Regions from separate parts of the Mus musculus genome. Here region 2 is linked to region 1. Evidence: chromatin loops called from intact Hi-C (ENCODE). Cell type or tissue: heart. All regions are shown on one strand. Each heading gives the region's core, and the rest is flanking DNA. Links, peaks and the distances in the headings are about the cores only. Region 1 has its middle 21 kb from the start of Tcf12. Region 2 has its middle 61 kb from the start of Gm27188.

Region 1 (5,373 bases), core at 242-5,241:
GACACCACAATGCCCCCCACAGTGATGATCCAATAGAACCCCTATTGTGCACTGAAGTGCTAGGGTCCGGTCTCCTCACCTGGAAGCACCTGGACCTATTCTTGGGTCTCTCAGGTTGGCTCTTGGAGAACTGTGACAGGGGCTTCAGTGAGTCTAGTAAATGGGGGAGCAAGTGGAAGAGGGTAGGTTAGAAAACGCATTGGGGGCAGGGCGAGCTAAAGCAAAGTCAAGAAGATAGACCCAGGGCCAGATCTTGAAACAGCTTTGAGTTACCTGTCCACTGAGACAGTAAAGGAGGAATCTGGGAGAGGGCAGGGCCATTTAGAGTCCATTGAGAAGACACAAAAAAATATTCTGAGGCATGAGAAAGAAAAGAGGAAGACTTCTATGGCCACCTAAGCCACAGTCACTTTGCCTTGGCCACTTTGTTTTTTTTTTTATTTCCTGGCAAAGTTTGATGCTCTTTGAATTACACCCTTGCATGTGCTTTCTCTGAGCAGCATGGTGGGTAGATTGTTTTGTTTTGAGACAGGGTTTCTCTGAGTGGCCCTGGCTGGCCCAGAACTTGCTCTGTAGAACGCAAATTCAGTGTGTTCTGAGTGCAGGGATTAAAGGCATGCACCATCACACCTGACACATAATAACTAGATTACAGGTGGTGTTCTTCTTACAAATAATCAGTTGAGGATGGTAGGTCAAATAATACTGCCCAATAGGTCCCAGTTCTGTTAGAAGTCTGTAGAACGAGCTTTCCTCCGGTGAGGAAGAGAAACACATTTGCTTCAAATTTGATGCCAAGACTTTGCAGTGAGGGATTTGAAGTCATTTGAAGAAGGGGACTGCAGAAAGAAGTTTTTTGAGGACCCAGAAAATGTCTGTGAATTATTCCTATCCGTTCCCGGGCTACCACGGAATGTCTCAGAAGATGATAAAATCCTCACTTTTCAAAAAGCACCCTCCAGGCAGGACTTTTTCTGTTGCTGGCCATGTTGTTGCTAGCCTGATCTTTTCTACTAATGCAGAAGCTAAAACTTGTTTTACAAATGTGAATGCTTAGGTTTAAAACACCCGAAAGGGAGACTTCACTCTCCCTCATATCCTTTATCTTCTTTCCTACCCTACTAGATTCAGTCAGACATAAAAGGCAGAAAGCCCCTCTCCCTTCCCCCAGAGTCTTTAACCTCAGCTCAAGCTCAGGGTAGTTGGCTTTCTCTTCCCTGGGACCTCGTCTGTTCCAGAAGGTTCTTCACTTAGCCAGTACACAGGTTTCTGGAGCCTTGCCTATCATAGGTTACATAGGCAAACATGTCTGAAAACCTCTGTCACAGCTTAGCCTCAAGTGGGGAGCCCACCCACAGCACTGTTTTGTACCTAATGGTGCTCCGTAGCACTGAAGCAGAAATATTGTAGTCAGAGCATGTGGAAATGGCTAGGACATAGGCATGGGAGAGGGTCTGAGAGTACAATTAGCGTTGACTAGATTATATATATATTTTATTATTAGATATTTTCTTTATTTACATTTCAAATGTTATCCCTCTTCCTGGTCTCCCTCTGAAATCCCCCTCCCCTTATTCCCTCCTTTATTATAATTCTTATAAAAACCACACAGTACTTACTAGATAACTCTACCTATAGTTTCTATGTGTACATTAGATTGAACGGAGAAGATGAGACGATAGGCAGATGGTCAAGTGGCTTTCTCTCATAGAATTTTCCCTTTAGTGCCTTTCAACGGTATCATTTTCCCACACCCCCTAAAAACTAAACCTTCTATATTTTCAGTTGGTTCTTTTAGTTTATTTTTATAACACTCCTTGAGACAGGGAGAGTAGCAGGATAGTTTTATTTAACTTGCCAAGAAGCAAGACACAAAGAGATGATCTGACTTGGCCACCATCCCAGAGGGCATCTATGGCAGAGCCAGGATGGTCTTTTAGTCCTCGGGGCTCTTGGGCTTTTGTTCTGATGTCTCTGCATATAATTGTTTTGATAGCAATTTCTCTGCTTCTCTCTCACTAGCCTAATCACGTGTGTCAATCATATTCAAGAACATCAAGGGCCTAAGGGTCAGCCACAGTCTCAAGAGAAACAGAATCAAAAGGAGAAAATAAGGCATTTTCTTTTTCAAATGTGTTTGTCAGTCGTGGACTCATAATCTGACAGGGTATGCAGGAGGAAGTTGAGGACCTCCGCCCTAGGCTGTAGCTAGAATAGGCTCTATTAGGCTTTCTGTCTACAGCTTAAACCAAGTGAGCAAGAACCCTCAAGGGGATCAATGGGTTCTCCACCCAGCCCCTGAAGAACCAGGAAGGAAGTCCTCTTTTCCTTCCTCTTCATAGATTCACCCCTGTAGCGTCCCTGTACAGTCTCGGGATGTACAAGTGTGGTGGAGAGCACGTGCAAACCTCCTACCCTTGGCCATCTTGCTCCACTTCACTTTCACTTTACAGAGCTGAATCCTGGGGCCCAGGAGCGCTGCGCCCAGGAAAAGGCCACTGGACACAAGGCGACCTCCGTGCTCGGACCCCGGAGTGCGCGTGCGCGCGGGCCTCGAGCCGCGCCCGCGCGGGGAAGCCCCGGGGCTAATCTCCTGCCACTCATCCTTGGGGACGCTGGCGCCCGGGCCACAGCGCCTGGAGCCTCGCGCCGGGGCCCAGCTGGGCCGCACGCGGAAGGACAAATAGTCCCGACGGCTGCTGCTCCGCGCGCCCCTCCGAGACCGCGCTCGCCCCGCCCGAGCAGCCCGGCCTCGGCCTCGGGCGGCGGGAAGTGGGCGGCCGCTCGACCCCCCGCTCCTCCCTCTGGGGCCTGGCGGGTGTACGAAGCTCCTCAGGGAAAAGTAATTGGATTCCGGGCTCAGCGCTGCCGGGAACGGCGGAAAGCCGCAGCTGAGGCTGCAGCGCGTGGGCGGAGGAGGGCGCGGCGGGGGAGGGAAGGGTGCAGACGCCGCTGGGCTCTCCCGCGCCCCGGCGACCTGGCCGGGGCAGGCTGCGGCGGAAAGCCGGCGGCCGCGGGGAAGGGCAAGCACGCTTGCCCCAGGGGCCCCCGAGTGCGACGTCCTCACGCCTTTCCCAGGCTCCACCTAGTCTGTGGAGCACACCTGGCTGATGACACCCGCCCAAAGAAACGTTTGGGAAAGCTGAAGTCTGTCAGCATCCCCCAGGGTTTCCCTCCAAGCTCTGATGTGCAGCTGAGGTGGAAGAAGAGCCTTTCTTTCATCCAGTATGCAAGTGGAGAATTCCTCTCCTTCACGAATGTCACAGGGAACACAGTAGGAAAGTACCTCAAGTCTTTCCTTTGGTGACAGACTCCCCCAAAGTTCCCTTTCCCCTGAGAAGATGGATCACAAGTGGGAGCCTTAAAGAGGGTTTATTGTTTTCTGCTTCTCCCCTCCTGAAATGGTAGGAAAGTTCCAGAACTTGTAAATGACTAACTTTGCAGCTCTTTTGTGGTATATGGGTTTTTTTTTTCTTTTTCTTTTTCTTTTAATTCCCTTTACTACATCTCACACAACTCACTAGGCTTTTATAGAGGAATTTCTCATGTACCAGGCTCTATTCTGCTTACCAGGGACATAACAGTGAATAAGCCCAAACGCTCTGGGCTCTTGGACTTTGTTACAGGCGATGAGACAGACACACCGTTGAGTGTCGTGTGATGTTAAGTGCTATGAAACAAACAATACTGCAGGGCAAAGGAGGCTACAGGTAGAAGACATGTGCAGTGTTAGCTTAGACGAGTTGATTTAGAGAGAGATTTCTGAGGAAGTGTGCTTACAGCAGGTCTGAATGAAAGAAATTAGACAAGCAAAACATACCTAGACAGGTAACTTCCCGGATTGAGGAAGGACAAATCCAAAGGCTCTGAAGCCCGGAAAAGTCGAGTGAACACTTAGCAAGTAGTGAGGAGGCCGACATGATCGCTGCTCTGAGCACCTACAGTTGGAAATGAGGGTAGAGGCTCAGGGCCATAGAGATCAATGGTATTAAGGGCCTCAGGTTGCTTTTAGATTTTGAAAATTTTTATGTATATAAGTGTTTTGCCTGAGCCGGGCAGTGGTGGTGCACACCTTTAATTCCAGCACTTGGGAGGCAGAGGCTGGCAGATTTCTGAGTTCTAGGCCAGCCTGGTCTACAGAGTGAGTTCCAGGACAGCCAGGGCTACACAGAGAAACCCTGTCTCGAAAAACCAAAAAAAAAAAAAAAAGTATTTTGCCTGAAGGCAATGTATATATGTACATGCAGAGGTCAGAAGAGAGTGTTGAAGCCCCTCAAACTCGAGTTATAGATAGTTGATTGAGTCACTATATAGGTCCTGGAAGCTGAACCTAGGTCCTCTGCAAAAGCAACGAGTACTCCCTACCCCGACCCCTGCTTTTAATGTGAAACTTTTGGAGAGTTTTATGCTCTGAGTTTCCAATCTCTCTCCTTCTCCATCAGACACTAGGATTGCCTTGGCTGGTCTGAAACTCTGCATATCAGGCTGGCCTTGAACTCACAGAGACCCCCCTGCTCCTGCCTCCTGAGCACCGGGATTAAGGTGTGTGCCCCCATGCCTAGCTGTTGTGGTTGTTTACCTCAACTTTAGTTCATCACCATTCTAACATATCCTACCTTCTCCGTGATTGCAACAGGTCAAAAACTAATCTTGCTGTCTTTGTAAAATTTATATAACTCCTTTCTCAATAATACCAGCTCGATCTATGCCACCCACACTAAAATGTTTGTCATTGTCAACGCACTATTTCTTCTTCCTTATTTTACCTGGCCTGTTGTTAGGACCTTTAGTGTATCACCAGAAGTACCTCATATCAAATTCCTTCGTGTATCTCCACTTCATGCTTTTTGCCTAAGACCTTGAACATTGCCAGCCAGGATCAGTTCAACCGTCTTTTTATGGTCTCTCCGACTCCCTTTTCTCTCTGTTCCAATGTAACTTGCCAGAATAATTGCTCACTTTTAGCACATCTCTTCATGCCCAGATAGCTTTATGGGTATATTTTCTCTTGCATTAAATTTAAACTCTGGTGACTGACTTTCAAGCTTGTCCTCCAGTCGGGGTTCTTTCTGTCTTTGACCCACTCTTCAGCCTGTCTCCTCAGTAGGTTAGATGTGCCCACCAAGTACCTTCCTGTTCATTTACTTCTTTGTATGTGTCTATGCATCTACCCTTACGTAACCTAGCATTTAACTCATTTGGATGTTATAAATGATGGAAATATAACTTAAATTTGCTTAGATAGGAAGAGGAATCTTATTGGCTTCTGATCCTACAGTGAAATACCCGAGACTGCCTAACCTAAGTGGTTCTCAACTTTCCTAATGCTGCAACCCTTTATAGATTCCTCCTGTTGTGGTGACCCCCAACCAT
Region 2 (5,373 bases), core at 218-5,217, 59 kb before region 1:
GTCAGAGGTCTGCTCCAAAAGCCATCACGGTGGTTTTAATTCATCAATAAGGTCTTATGGATACATTAGTTATCTTTAAAAAAAAAAGATTTATTTATTTATTATATGTAAGTACACTGTAGCTGTCCTCAGACACTCCAGAAGAGGGCATCAGATTTCGTTACGGATGGTTGTGAGCCACCATGTGGTTGCTGGGATTTGAACTTGGGACCTTTGGAAGAGCAGTCACTGCTCTTAACCACTGAGCCATCTCGCCAGCCCCCCCATTAGTTATCTTTTTACTTTGTTTTCACATTTGCATGAGGACCTGCCTTCCTAGAAAGGGACATGGTAGTGGAAGCCTGGAACCAGTCTGTGGCTGGAGCTGAAAAGGTCAAGGGGTAGCATCCTTGGGGGAGCTAGAGTATTGCTTGTTAGTGCCAAAGCCTTGTCAGATCTGTGAGGAGAAAGAGATGGGGTTGGGAGTGCAAAGATGGAACAGGAAGGGAAAAGAGAGATACAGAGGGAGGGAGGGAGGGAGGGAGGGAGGGAGGGAGGGAGGGAGGGAGGGAAGGAGGGAGGGAGGGAGGGAGGGAGGGAAGGAGGCAGGGAGAGGGGATCAAATGTGAGGGCAAACTGGAAGCCCAACTGAGAAGCAAGTAAGACATTATCACCAAGGCAGAAACTAAACAGCACTAAGATGGTTTTGTGGCTTTTTAAAAATGGGTGCCAGCAGCCCCAGCCTGTGGGTGGACACGCTAACCTGCCGGTTCTTCCACTGGCTGTATTCTGCAGTGTATGCAGCTTGGGTGGGCTCTCAGCCAGGGTTGGGACATGCCACATCTCCCCATCCAGTTGACCTTCCTAAGAGAAGGACCAGAACTGGATGTAGTACGGCTGGGGATCCAGAAGCCTTGACGACTTCTAGCTCAGCTTCAGGATAAAGTGAAGGATGTTCTAACTAGGAAAAGGTTTCAGTCCAAGGCTCACAGAAACTGGCAAAAACAAAGCCATCACTCCTTTTATAACTGAAGCAGAAGCGACCAGAAGACAACTGGAATGTTTCCCGTCATCACATTTACTAAAATTCCCTTTCCACCCAGGCCTCTTGGACTTTGCCACTTATGTCCTGGATCCCCTCTCACTATGGAAAGCCTTTCCCAGTCTCATTCTCTCCAGCGTCTCTACAGTTCCCTTCCAAGTCATGCATTTAATCAGCTGTCTTCCTATTGCTTATCCAGCATCTCTGTCTCTTTTATCCACCCATCATCTACTGTCTATACTGACCTGTCTTGTTATCCACCCATTTTATTTCACCTTAAATATGTTCTCCCTAGGATCTGGGCTCTTCTCCATCTACCCCCTGCAGCTGCTCTGGTGGCTCCCGCTCTTACAGGCCTCTTGGTGGTCTCTCCTGGGTTCAGCTTTGCCATGCCTCATTGGTTTCATAGAAGTCTGCTGCCTCCTTTCTTTTATCCCAATTTTTGAGGCATGTAAACTCCTGTTCTTTAGATATACATGCTCGCTTTGTAGGAGGTCTTATCCCATGGCTTTAACTTCTATCTCTTTGTCAATAACTCCCAGATCTATGTTCTCCAGTCCTGACATTTCGCCCCAAGCTGTAGACTTAGCAAATCTTTCTACTTAATGTTTTCATCAGATAACTAATAAGCATTTCAAATCAAACATTTTCAAAATAGAGTTTGATTTTTCTCCCCTAAACTTATCTGTCCCAGTTTCCTCCACAGCAATGACTGGCTTTATTTATCCTGTAGCTCAGCTTGTGTGCTTACACCTATATGGCATACAAGCCCAGGTATGGGAGATCCTGCCTGGCCCAAAGCCCTCTTGGTGGAGACCAGGACAGGATGGAATAGCTTCCTTGAAATTCCAAGCAGGGGCTGGTGAGATGGCTCAGTGGGTAAGAGCACCCGACTGCTCTTCCTAAGGTCCAGAGTTCAAATCCCAGCAACCACATGGTGGCTCACAACCATCTGTAACAAGATCTGACTCCCTCTTCTGGAGTGTCTGAAGACAGCTACAGTGTACTTACATATAATAAATAAATAAATCTTTTAAAAAAAAAAAAAAGAAAAGAAATTCCAAGCAGATGGTTGCCAAAAGTGGTGCCTGAGCCTCCGCTCAGGATTCTGCTGCATCTGATTGCGTAGGAAATGTTAAATCCAAAGTGCTTCGGGAAGGGGGAAGGGGGAAGGTGATTGGTTTGAATTCCTGCATCTAATTAACCACACCAGCCTCCTGACAAATGATCTTACTCTCAAGGGGGTAGGGAATTAAATATTTCCAAAAGGCAGTTTCCTAGAGAAGGAAACCCATGGGCAAAATCATCAGGTCTGTCTGGCACAAAATGCTCTCATCTCAGTGGCTGGAAACAGTGACTGTGTCGCATAGATTACGGAAGACTGCAGGAATTACACAAGGCTGGTTAGAAGGCTGCATTTGCACCTGAGAACCAAGAAAACCTCCATTCTACTGAGCCAGCCAAAGAGAAGAAATGTGTGAAGAATTGTCTACTAAACTCTAGGAGTTGAGCCATATGGAAATGAGCCATGAGGATCCTGACCCCAGGACTGAACAAAGCATAAACAAAGCACAATGCAGCTATTTTGGCTGGGCAACTTAGTCCAGGAACACCGCCATTTTCTTGGACATGTACTTTTTAGGGCTGGCCTGCAGGTGGTGGTGTAGCCCACAGAGGATTGTACAAGCAAGAGTCCGATAGGATGCTAGACCTAGATTCATATCTATATTAGGATTTTGTCCAAGTGTGTCTTGCCTACTTGATTCCGGATATGATTCATTAAGCATGAGGGAATGAGACCTTAGCCTGCCAAATAACTCCTTGCCTATTGATCTCAAAACCTTTTCCTCATCCAGACAAAAGAAAAGTCCCTTCCAGGTGTGCTTAAAAATGTCCTTTCTTGCTGGGTTTTGAGTATCCACAAAGAGAAGCCATCTATGGGATCAAGTGGCCAGTTCTGTCACAATGCTGGTGTAGCTGGTACCTAGACTCAGTTGAGTAGGTATCTTCCTCAGCTGAGTCAGCCCAATGCAGACAAAACCTGGACATACTAGGCTTGGCAAGAAGCCTGACATGCTGGTAGTGGGGTCACTACATTCCTGGGTTCAGTCAGACACCCAGAGAAGTCTTTACGTTTCCCGAACACCACTGCTCATCTATGGGGAGCTGGGAAAGGAAGCCTGAAGTTTATTCAATTCAGTTAAACTTAGTTCAATGGAGTGACTCACATGACCTCTTTAAGTGAATTCTGTTAGTTTATATTTTCTCTCCATCCCTTCGTTCTCTTCCAAGCTAGCTTCTGTGTGTACGGGGCCTGGAATACATTGGGAAGGGACATGGCTGTGAGGTAGCATTACCTAGAACCTCACTGGTCAATGATCCAGGGGCAAGGTTTTCTACTTTCTGAATTGGTGGTCACTGCAGTGTTATTTTCCCTGTCTAGACATATGAGGAAATTACCTCTGAAATTCATGGTCCTGGTCATCTGAATGTTCTGGCTGATAATATCTGGAGCCCCCTGATGTACCTCTGTGCTCTCAAAACCACTGGGTCTGTCAGAACGCGGGACTCGCTGGACTACCTGTGCAATCCCCAGTCATGTGAGCTCCGTGGTGACGATGGCTCATGCTTATCTGTCAGCTTGCCTCCCACTGCCGCCTCCTCACCTCCACTCATTGCCAAGAATCCGGCCTCTGGCCTTCTTGTGTCTGCTTTGCCTTCCTTTTTCCTTCCTCTTGGAATCGGGTGGGGCAGTTCATCTGTCCACCCATCTCCTCATAGGCTCTAGCTTTCATGGGCAGAAAGGGCCTTTTCTATACTTAAGAAAAGACACCAAGAATTGTACCCTCCATATTAGTCATTAATAACTTTGAACTTAAGAAATCCTTCCAGACACTATCTAAGTCTTACTGTGAAACCAAAGCAAAATGTAAGCAAAGGAGAGGGTCAGAACCTGACTGTGCAGAGCTACTCTGTCCATCAAGGTAAAGTCTAGCTCCAAGGTGATATGTACATCTAAAACACACTGGGGGCTGGAGTTAAGACTGCTTGCTGCTCTTGCAGAGGACAGTTCCCAGCACCCACGTCAGATGGCTCACAACTGCCTGTAACTTAGCTCCAGGAGAATCAGACGCCCTCTTTTGACACCTATGAGCAATGACACTCACATGCATATACCTCCCCCAGCCCAGACACAAACACAATTAAAATAAAACCTTCAAAAGCAAAAATAAGATAAACGAATTCAATTAAAATATAAAAATCCACGTTCTGAAGTCACATAAGCTACAGCTCAAACTTTAAGTAGTCCTATAGTCAGGAAAAAGGTAGATCATTAACATGACAGCCCCTTTAAAGGATAGCTATGCTCTCTGGAAGTTCTAAAAAAACCCTCTATCTAGATGTGTGAGAAACTTCCTGGAAGAATAAATTCTACAGGACATGGTTCTCCATCTGAATATATATCCTGAAACAATTACTCACGATGCTCTTTGCTCTGGACTCCCAAGAGGCCAGCTTAGTAAGCTTCACCTACTTTCTCAAGGGCCAATGTTGCTCTCCGTCCCTCCTTACAGGAGGCTAGTTGTGTTCCTAGGCCTGGGTTAAACCACGATTTTATCTCTGAGGTGTTTGAGATTTCAACAGAGCAGCATCCAAGAAGAGGAGCCTCTGCCTGTGGGGCCTAGGGCGGCTGCAGTTTCATACCTATGGAGCTGGCCTTGCTCTCAGATAATCACACCCAAAGGAGAAATCAAGGCAGCTCTGTAGGGCTTACAAAGGAATTTACTCACGAACAGCAATGCCAGAGCCCACAGCTGCACTAGCGCTGGCCAAGCTCAGATGTTAATTCAGACAGCCGCTCAGGGAATGTCCGTGGCTAGAGCAAGCTGTCCAGCCAAATAGAAGTGGCAGGAAGCAAGGCCCTAGGATGTATTGGAAAGCCAACTCCTGGAAGGTCTGAGCGTGCCCAGGCCTCCCAGCTGCATATGTTTTCACCCCAGCCAGGGGTGTGCCCAGCTGGGAAGGCTGAGTCGTCACATCATTGCAGAAAACTGGAACAGCATGGCCAGGACCTTCAGCACTGGGAATAGCATCAGATTTCCTCCCTGGACTCTGAGCATGAGAGACTGTGAGGTCCAGGAGTATGTGTGTGGGAAGGGTCTAGTCTGCCTCCACCTGGGGGAAGAGGTTTCTAGAAGAGATCAGAACATCAGAGCTTCAAATTAAGTTATCAGGATAGAAAATCTACCTGTCAACCAGCAGGAAACCTAGGTACCCAGACAAAAGTGAAAGGGCTGAGGTGGAAAGATAGACTCAGGTGTCGCCGACAATTTTTTTAAAGATCAGTCAGT

Evidence for each region. A loop is a pair of places that touch in the nucleus more often than their neighbours do. Peaks named below come from ENCODE experiments on the same cell type or tissue, not always from the same donor. Only the 100,000 strongest peaks of a DNase experiment are listed, where the experiment ranks them.
Region 2: a loop joins it to region 1, with 5 times the contacts of the local background. A loop is called at or near these places in 8 of 42 quality-filtered maps.

The regions. Positions count from the first base shown.
Region 1 is chr9:72,130,586-72,135,958 of GRCm38, reverse strand. No RefSeq gene overlaps it. Among named protein-coding and RNA genes, the nearest start is that of Tcf12, 21 kb to the right of the region's middle. In heart, for the core only: no CTCF peak of the experiment used is centred there; a DNase peak (open chromatin) is centred at 2,758; H3K4me3 peaks cover 1,889 bases; H3K27ac peaks cover 2,201 bases.
Region 2 is chr9:72,189,580-72,194,952 of GRCm38, reverse strand. No RefSeq gene overlaps it. Among named protein-coding and RNA genes, the nearest start is that of Gm27188, 61 kb to the left of the region's middle. In heart, for the core only: a CTCF peak has its summit at 2,676 (motif pointing right); DNase peaks (open chromatin) are centred at 2,642 and 4,992.